Linked DNA regions of Mus musculus: region 2 is linked to region 1. Evidence: chromatin contacts called from ENCODE Hi-C or POLR2A ChIA-PET data. All regions are on one chromosome and are shown on one strand. The core of a region is the stretch at or near the end of the contact, and the rest is flanking DNA. Distances in the headings are between cores, read along the strand shown.

Evidence for each region. Hi-C counts contacts between places; a loop is a spot of excess contacts on that map. ChIA-PET counts read pairs that join two places held with the same protein, here RNA polymerase II (POLR2A).
Region 2: a loop to region 1 is called in a map of T-helper 17 cell, with 2.5 times the contacts of the local background. The contact joins the promoter of Eif4g1 here to the promoter of Eef1akmt4-ece2 in region 1. A Hi-C loop is called at or near these places in 1 of 37 maps with a recorded cell type or tissue (T-helper 17 cell). POLR2A ChIA-PET finds 5 or more read pairs at or near these places in 5 of 5 experiments (Patski and embryonic stem cell).

Annotation. Positions count from the first base shown.
Region 1 is chr16:20,610,139-20,614,606 of GRCm38, forward strand. Eef1akmt4-ece2 (Eef1akmt4-Ece2 readthrough) reads left to right here and starts at 1,463. Exons shown (of 20, transcript NM_177941.1): 1 at 1,463-1,682. The coding sequence starts at 1,487. Alg3 (asparagine-linked glycosylation 3 (alpha-1,3-mannosyltransferase)) reads right to left here and starts at 623. Exons shown (of 9, transcript NM_145939.3): 1 at 405-623. The coding sequence starts at 600. It overlaps Eef1akmt4 (EEF1A lysine methyltransferase 4), which reads left to right and starts at 1,463. Exons shown (of 3, transcript NM_025462.2): 1 at 1,463-1,682. The coding sequence starts at 1,487.
Region 2 is chr16:20,671,476-20,675,775 of GRCm38, forward strand. It overlaps Eif4g1 (eukaryotic translation initiation factor 4, gamma 1), which reads left to right and starts at 1,252. Exons shown (of 33, transcript NM_145941.3): 1 at 1,252-1,401; 2 at 2,393-2,486; 3 at 2,753-2,839; 4 at 3,311-3,331; 5 at 3,869-4,045; 6 at 4,255-4,300. The coding sequence starts at 2,427.

The sequences.
Region 1 (4,468 bases), core at 213-2,712:
TGATCCTGGAAGACACCAGTACCTAATGGACTTAAAAGGTCACAAAATGCACTCTTTAAAAGGACTTTCAAGACCTAAGAATTAAAAGCATGAAAAATCAGATCTGCGGTGGGAAGTGACTGTCTAAGGCTACAGACAAGCATCAGGAACAGCAGCAGCAACAGCACATTAATTCTGGCCAGAACTTCGTGGCTGCTTATGCTTTCTTAGCAGGCTGAATGTTAAACGCAGGAGGTAATCTCTGGGTAACCTCCCTCCCATATGGGAGAGAGATTATGATCGCTGTTCTGGAAAATGGGCTTGGGTCAGGTAAAGGATATGGGTTTGATCGGTGAATGAAAGCTCTGTAATCTAGTTTGGGTATCCCTCCCTCCCTCCGGTTCTCTCCCCTTCAGTGAACTCACATGCCACCCTGTGAATGACCCAGAAGGTGATGCCCACCTCTGCTATGCAGAGGCAGGAGGCCACCAGCAATGTGTAGCGCGGTTCCCGCAGCAGTAGGTAGCGTTCTTGCCAGGCACGCTGTAGCCATTGTTTCCAGATTCCTGCCGGCTGGCCGACAGAAGCCGGCTGGCCGCGTTTCCGCAGCCCAGCAGCCATCTTGACAGTGCACCACTCTTTTGCTTCCACCACCCGGGAAAACCAACTCTCACACACTAGGTTCCGGTCTCACGCTCTGGGCGTCTTCTCAAACTAAATGCTGAGCCGAGTAACCAGAAGTCTTATTTACTAAAAATCAGTCTGTTAATTAGACTCAGGGAGCTGGAGTTTCTAGGCCAAAATGATTCATTGGCTACATATTTAGTGCTTATTATACACAGTGGTGAGAGATATTTCTAATGTGAATATGTGCACCGGAATAAGGATAAGATAGCTAGTCCTTAGAACGCATCTCCTTTGAAAGACTACACGATGTTGTAATATAAATATACATATACTTCTCGGTGTATGTCCCTTTCAGAGCACATAAACACGAGTATATCAGTGTTTGCCCAGAAAACAAAACAACAGTTCTGTTCTCTTCTCCAAGCCCAGCTTTCCACTCTGCCTATGCCCAGAGTAGTTGTGTTCACGTAGAGGGGAAAGCTCCTTTCAGTATTCCTCCCGCCTTCCCAAGTACCCGAAGGTGCTCCAAAAATCTTGGGAAGAAGGGAATCTTTAATTAATCACGCCTCTTATTGGAAAGGGTTATTGAAAACCGAACACGAGAGGATGCAGTAATGAGCCTGGTCACGTCTAGTGACCAGATCCGGTTTGCCACGAGGAGATGTGGTCGAGTTTAGACGGGCAGTTCGTTAATATGACACCAAGTAATTCAGCTTCCCAGCCGGACGATTTTCAAAAAAGAGCTTAGAAGGTGACGGAAGTTCCACGTGTTTGTGTGGAGCAGCTGCAGGGGAGGGCGGAGACACAGGCTCCGCCTTCCATTTCTTACCTCGGTGATTGGGCTCCTTAGTCCCGCCCTGGCTGCGGCGCTGCCCTGAGCATGGCCTCTCCCCGGACTCCGGTGTCCCCTCCGGAGTTACCGGAGAAGAACTTCCAGTACCGCCAAGTCCAGTACTGGGACCAGCGCTACAAAGACGCGGCCGACTCTGGACCCTACGAGTGGTTCGGAGACTTCGCTTCCTTCCGTGCCCTCCTAGAGCCGGAGCTGTGTCCTGAGGACCGTATCCTCGTGCTAGGTGGGTAGTGTCCCAGCCACCAGTCGCTGGCCAGATCACATCCGCTTTCTTCTCTTCTGCTTTCTCCTGTACCAGGACGCCCCAGTTCGGAGCCAACACCCAGTACCTTCAGAATCTGTCTGTATTTAACAAGGGCAGACAGAATAAGAGATCGTCAGGACTTTGGAAAAAGACAGTCCTTTGGTGTCCCAGCGAGGGGCATTACCCTGCCCCAGACACTGGAGGCACCTAGGACACTGGAAAGCATATCTCTGTGGACCTACTTCAAGTCCCAGCATTTAACTGGCTGTGTAACCTAGGACAAGTCATGAATCCATTGTGTGTTTCAGTTTCCGTTTCTAGAAATGGGACTGCAAATTTTTCTGGAGTAAATCGTGTGCACCTCGAGCATAACACCTAGTTTTCTTTTCGCACCAGCGGGCACCCGGAGTTGTTGTCAGGTAAAGGGAGTCACCACTTCTCTGAACTCCAGGAGAAAAGTTTGGTCCTAAACACTCATAGGGTAGAATAATGCTGAGTCTGATGGAGAATTGCAGCTGAGGTAGGTGTCAACAAGAGCGATGCTAGGATGTCAGCTGCTGGATACTCAGGAAAAGTTTGAATGAGTTGAGTTGCCTTCCAAATATAGTTTGTAAACGTTTTGTTCAAGAAGCCTGTATACATTTTGGGTTTTTTGTTTTTGTTTTTGTTTTTAGACAGGGTCTCACTATGAAATCCTGGCTGGCTTGGAACTCACCTTATAGAATAGGCTGGCTTTAAACTCACAGAGATCCAACTACCTCTGCTTCTAAAGCCTGTATACATTTAAGTGGAATACTTGATAGGGATAAAAAGGGTATCTCTTATACATATAGTATATATATTTTGGGGGGGGGGGAGTAGAAAATGACCAGGACTAGAAAGGATAACCTAGTGGCTAAGAATTTGGACTCTGAGAGCAAGTAGTTAATGGTAGAAATTTGGTTTAGCTGGAATTGTAATCTTGTACAAAATCTTTAAATTTCTGTGCCTCTATTTTCAAGCCTTAAGAAAATAAAAACCTAGCTGGGTGTGGTGACTCACACCTTTAATCCCAGCCTTGGGAGCAAGAGGCCAGCCTGGGCTATGCAGCAAGTTCCAGGACAGCTAGGAGGCTACATAGAAAGACCCTGTTTCAACAAAACAACATAAGTAAATAACTAAGAAAATGAGAACCTACAGATGAGATCTTCTGGTGATTAGACGAGTATGTGAAGCATCTAGACCAATACCTGGCTAAAAGCTTCGTGTGTCCTTGGAGTTTGCTTATGGTTTCCCCGTAACCTCTCCCCACTAGAAGTAAACAGTTTCTTGAATTCTGTGGTTGTATACTATTGCGTTTATTTATAGAGTTACCACAGAACTACGTTTATCAAGCTTTAGTGCCTTTCAAAATTAACTGGCAAGTTAGGCTCCACTCTGAGATTCTAATTCCAGGGAAGTCTAATATAGAAGCTAGGGACCTTTTTTCTTTTGTTGAAATGGGGTCTTGTTATGTAGCAGTCTAGCCTGACATTTACTGATTAGGATATTTTCCACCCCTACCTCCTAAAGGCTGGGATTGCAGGTGGGCACCAGCAGGCCTGCACTCAGGGCTCTGTTTTCAGCAGTCTCCACAGCTGATTGTCATACTGCTGGTGGGCAAGACATCTGTCTTCGTTAAAATCTTAGCATCGCCGGGCGGTGGTGGCGCACTCCTTTAATCCCAGCACTCGGGAGGCAGAGGCAAGCAGATTTCTGAGTTCGAGGCCAGCCTGGTCTACAGCGTGAGAACTGATGTTCTCTAATAAAACTTTTTTTCTCTGCCTCCCAAGTGCTGGGATTAAAGACGTGCGTCACCACTGCCCGGCATAAAACTTATGTTTAAGACAGAGTCTCCTGTAGTCCTGGCTGGCCTAAAACTCACAGGTAGACTAGTCTGGCATCAGACTCACAAAGCTCTGTCTGCCTTTGCCTTCTGGGTGCTGAGATTACAGACGTGAGCCACTATACCTACCCAAAGCTTTATTTATCAAAAGGAAATAAAGATTCTACTGTAAATCAATCTACTGTCTTGGGTTGAGTTCCCCAGAAAGGATCCCAAGAAGGAGATTCCTGTCCAAGTCATTCATCCAGTAGTGGCTTCCAGGAAAAACTGACAGGTAAGAACGGAGAATGGAGAGAGGCAGCCAGGTGTGGTGGCGCACGCCTTTAGTCCCAGCACTTGGGAGGCAGAGGCAGGTGGATTTCTGAGTTCAAGGCCAGCCTGGTCTACAGAGTGAGTTCCAGGACAGCCAGGGCTACACAGAGAAACCCTGTTTCGAACAAACAAAACAAAACAAAAACAGAATAGGGAAAGTAAAAAAAGATAAAACTGTGATCTCAGGCAAAATCTCGAGAATAATTTTGGCCTGAAGGGGCACAGATGACATGACGACCTTGAGAAGCAAATACCAAAACCTGGGGACAGACTAACGCTTACAAAAGGGCTACAGGGGTCTGGTCAGAACATTGGCAGTGTCTGCAGTCATGGGCATGTGAACTGCAGATGCTCTCTGATAGCAGGATTTCTAGTTCTGCTGTCTTGCCATGCAGCGCACAAGGAGAAGCAGTAATAGCTTCATAGTGAAATACAGCCCACTGGTCATGCTAACGTAGCCCAAGCTGCAGTGTCCCACCAGGCTTGAGTGGGCCTCTTGGAAACTGAGAGGCAGCTGAGCATCGTGGTTAGAAGCTCTGGCTTGGTGTGAAACAGATGTCAGCCCAAATTCTGGCTCCATCTCTGTTGT
Region 2 (4,300 bases), core at 2-2,501, 61 kb after region 1:
ACCTAACTAAATGCTCAAATGCTCAGTTCAATAGAGTACAACTCTTTTTTTTTTTTTTTGGTTTTTCCAGACAGGGTTTTTCTGTAGCCCTGGCTCTCCTGGAACTCACTCTGTAGACCAGGCTAGCCTCAAACTCAGAAATCCACCTGCCTCTACCTCCCAAGTGATGGGATTAAAGGCGTGCACCACCACAGCCTGGCTATTTTTTTTGTTTTTCGAGACAGGGTTTCTCTGTGTAACCCTAGCTGTCCTGAATTAGCTCTCTACACTAGTCTAGCCCTTAATTCACAGAGATTCTCCTGCCTATGCCCCTGGAGTACTAGGATTAAAGGTGTGGACTACCACCACCCAGTTCAAATTTTCCTATTTTTAAAATTTAAATATTTACGTGTATGAATGTTTTGTTTTCATATGTCTGTGCACTACATGCATATGTGGTGCCTTTAGAGGGCAAAAGAGGGCAGAATTCTAACGAATCAGAGTTACACACAGACATGAACTGCCTTATGGGTTATGGGAAGTAAACCCAGATCCTCTTGAAGAGCAGGCAATAAAGAGCAACCAGTGCGCCAACCATTGAACCATCTCAGAAATCTTCAAGATGTGGTCTCTCTGTAACTCTGGCCGTCCTGGAGCTTGCTTTGTAGATCAGGCTGGCCTTGAACTCAGAGATCTACCTGCCTATCTTTCTGGAATGCTGAGATTAAAGGCGTGGCTCGCCACTGCCTGGTGACATTTCCCTACTTTAAAGCTTATGGTAACTGATTCCCTGCCTTAGCCAGTCAGCACACGTACAGCTTTGGGATTCCTTTTTCCATTATTCCAAAGTTTTCATGTTGACTTTTGCGTTTCCCTAGGAGCAACTGATTTTTTTAAAAAAACAAAAGTAAAATTGCTTCTTTAGATTGCGGCAGTTTCTTTGGTGCAATATTGAATTTCCTTTGTTAATAGGTCTATCAAAGATCAAATCTATAGCATTTTCAGAGGCTGCATAATTTGCACACTACACTTACTAGGGCAGGACTGCTTTTTAGATTCCGCACTCTGAGCTCCAGGCCGGCACTTCACTTAGCACTCACGCGCTCAATAAATGCTTGCGCAAAGTATGAATGAACTAAAGAACCGCCAGAGCCTCAGAGGGGGTCGGCCTGGGAGTTCCAAAGTTCGGGAGGGGACACGGGGGCGGGCAGTGGGTGTCACGTGATGGGGCGGAGCAAATCCCATGTGCTTCCCCGGCGCCAGCGCAGCTCCGCCCTCTGCGCCGGTCACGTGGGGCGCTGGCTGCGCCTGCGGAGAAGCGGTGGCCGCCGAGCGGGATCTGTGCGGGGAGCCGGAAATGGTTGTGGACTACGTCTGTGCGGCTGCGTGGGGCTCGGCCGCGCGGACTGAAGGAGACTGAAGGTAAAGCCGCCATGTCCGGGCCCGACCCGGCCCCCCACCCCTCCCCCCGCATCCGCCGCCATCCGGGCCGGGGCCCGCCACCCTGCGCCGACGCCCCGGCGCCCCGGCTCCGAGCCTGCGCCCAGGCCCTACTCGCCAGGCCGATCCCCGGCCCACGTGTGCCGGGCCGGGCCCGGGTGGGGGTGGGGAGCAGGGCCCGGGCGGGGAGGGCGCTGGGGTGGCGGCGAGACAGTCACCTCCGCCCGGCCTGGGCCGCGGCCCGGCGCAGGCTGTGCGGCGCAAACCCGCCACCCCCTCCCCCTGCGGGGCCCGGGCGGCCGCCGGGAAGTGACACGTTGTTCTTTGGCACTGGCCGCGTTGCGCAGAGCTGGGAGGCGGCGGCGGCGGGCAGGGAGGAGCCCCCAGCCCCGCCCGGCGGCCGACCCTCGCCTGCCCCGAGCCGGCTTTCGCGGCGGTCGCCGCCCGCCCTGCTGGTGCGGCCGGACTCGCGCCCTTCCTGGCTTGTGTTCCCGGGCGGCCTCAGGCCTCTCCGGCCCCGCGCGAGTGCCCCGCGGCAGGCTTCGAACCCGGTGTCCCCGGGTGGGGGGTGGGGATATCACGGCCGGAGCAGCCGGCTTCATTTGTGATCCGGGAGCCTGGTGCCAGCAAGACCTGGAATTTCCGGTCTGGTTGGTCTTGGGCCCCGTGGAGCCAGGTTGATACCCCTCACCTCCCAACCCCAGGCCTTCGGATGCCCAGAACCTGTAGGCCGCACTGTGGACTTATTCTTAACCGAGGGGGTGAGTGAGGGGGCTGTTTGAGCAGGCAAGGGTGGGGTCAGGGTGTTGCAGTGTGCTGGTGGGGTCCTCAGGCTGTATGTTTTCTGTTTCTGCATTCACTTGGCACCTCCCTTAATCCGTGTTGGCCCTAGCTCTTGATACAACCTTTCCCCCAGCCCGTTTGCCATAAGCTTGGGTCCTTTCCTCGTTCCGAGCTCTGCTCTTTCCAACAGGTGCTGGGGGGACCCTAATGTGGCACCAAATGAAATGAACAAAGCTCCCCAGCCCACAGGCCCCCCACCCGCCAGGTCCCCTGGACTCCCACAGGTAATCAAGGCTAAATGATCAGGACTCCGGCGGGGTGGAGGTCACGCAGCTCCCAGTTTTCCCACCCCCATCTGTGTCAGGGCAAAGTGCAGCTGCCTGCTGCCAAATTGAGATAGGGCCCCTGGCTGTCCCTGGGGCTGTCACAGGGAGGGAACATGTGGACTGCTGAGGCTGTTACTACAGGTCTGCTCCCCATACTTCACCAGCTTGGGTTTAAGCCCCACCCAGGCTTCCCCTCTTGCTGAACTCTGGTCTCTCCCCTTCAGCCAGCGTTTCCCCCGGGGCAGACTGCACCGGTGGTGTTTAGCACGCCTCAAGCGACACAAATGAACACGCCTTCTCAGCCCCGCCAGGTGAGGGACTGTGGCTTGAGTAGGCTTGGGTGGGAACTGGGAAAATGAGCTGCTGGTTTGGGGCTAGTATGGGAACTATGGACACTGTATACTTGCCCCTCCATTCCTTGACAGTTGCTCTGAGTTCTTACGTGCTGTTAGTTACTTAGGGTGGCTGACCCTCTGTGAAGTTCGTAGAGTGTGAGAGTGGTGTTACTGGGGTCTTTGAGCCTTTGGAAATTGGAGGCTGTCCTGTGGGCCCTGCTGCCAGCTCTTTACTACTATACTAGGAGGTTGGCATTACCCTGTTCCTCTTCTCCCGTTCTCTTTGAACTGTAATGAGATAAACATTCCAGCTGTGGTTTTATTTTTTTGTGTTCTCCAAGTTCTCCCCAAGTGGAAGGGTCTTTTTCCTACCCACTTCACTCCCCCTAACCCCACTCCATCACCTTGGGGATAATTGTCGTCTTTCCTGTCCCCATGTGCTCTCAGGGAGGATTCAGGTCTCTGCAGGTAATACCCCTTTTCTAATCCCAAGCCACCTCTTTGGTGTCACCCCATCCTCCACCCTAGTCCGTAGCTAGACACAGATTGGGATGGTCACGGTGGGTGCCTTGTTTGCACTTTAGGAGTTTGAGTCCAAATACTGCATGTTAGAAGTCAACTGTTGACAAGCAAAGTATCCCAGAACTGGGAGACTGTTGCATGTAGCAGTTAGCCTCGGTACTTGAAGGGATCGTGCATGCTGGGGAGTCTGTTGTCCAGAAGGGCATGATGTTATCTAGCTGTTAGGAGGCCTCTGGAGGGGTAGTCTGGAGGTGACTGAGTGTGCATGGCAGGGACAGTTACAGGACACAAAGTTTTCATCCAGGTTAGAAGGCAAGTGTAAGGAGGCCACTTAGCCATCAGTTGGTCATGTGGGGCTTGGGAAGGATTGATCGCCATGCGCTGAAGTGCTGTACTCTTAAGACTGTATGGACATTGTGGAATGCTGATTTTGCTGTTTATTCCTCCCATTTTGACCCCACTTGCTTTCTGTTTTCCTAATAGCACTTCTACCCTAGCCGGGCCCAGCCCCCTAGCAGTGCAGCCTCCCGAGTGCAGAGTGCAGCCCCTGCCCGTCCTGGCCCAGCTCCCCATGTCTACCCTGCTGGATCCCAAGTAATGATGATCCCTTCCCAGATCTCCTACTCAGCCTCCCAAGGAGCCTACTATATCCCTGGACAGGTGAGGCTGGGGCTGGAAGTCAGGTTACCTAGTGTGTAGTCCTCCTCCACTTTTCCTACCCGGCCTTCTGGACCCATTCCTCTTATAGGGGTGGGACTTGTGGTCATTGTCCAGGTTTGGCTTACCCTACTTCACAATGTGATGTGTGTGGTGTTTGTAGTTTTTCTCATCTCTTTCTTTTCCCTCTTTTCTTCCCCAACCCCCTTCAGGGGCGTTCCACATATGTTGTCCCAACACAGCAGTACCCTGTGCAGC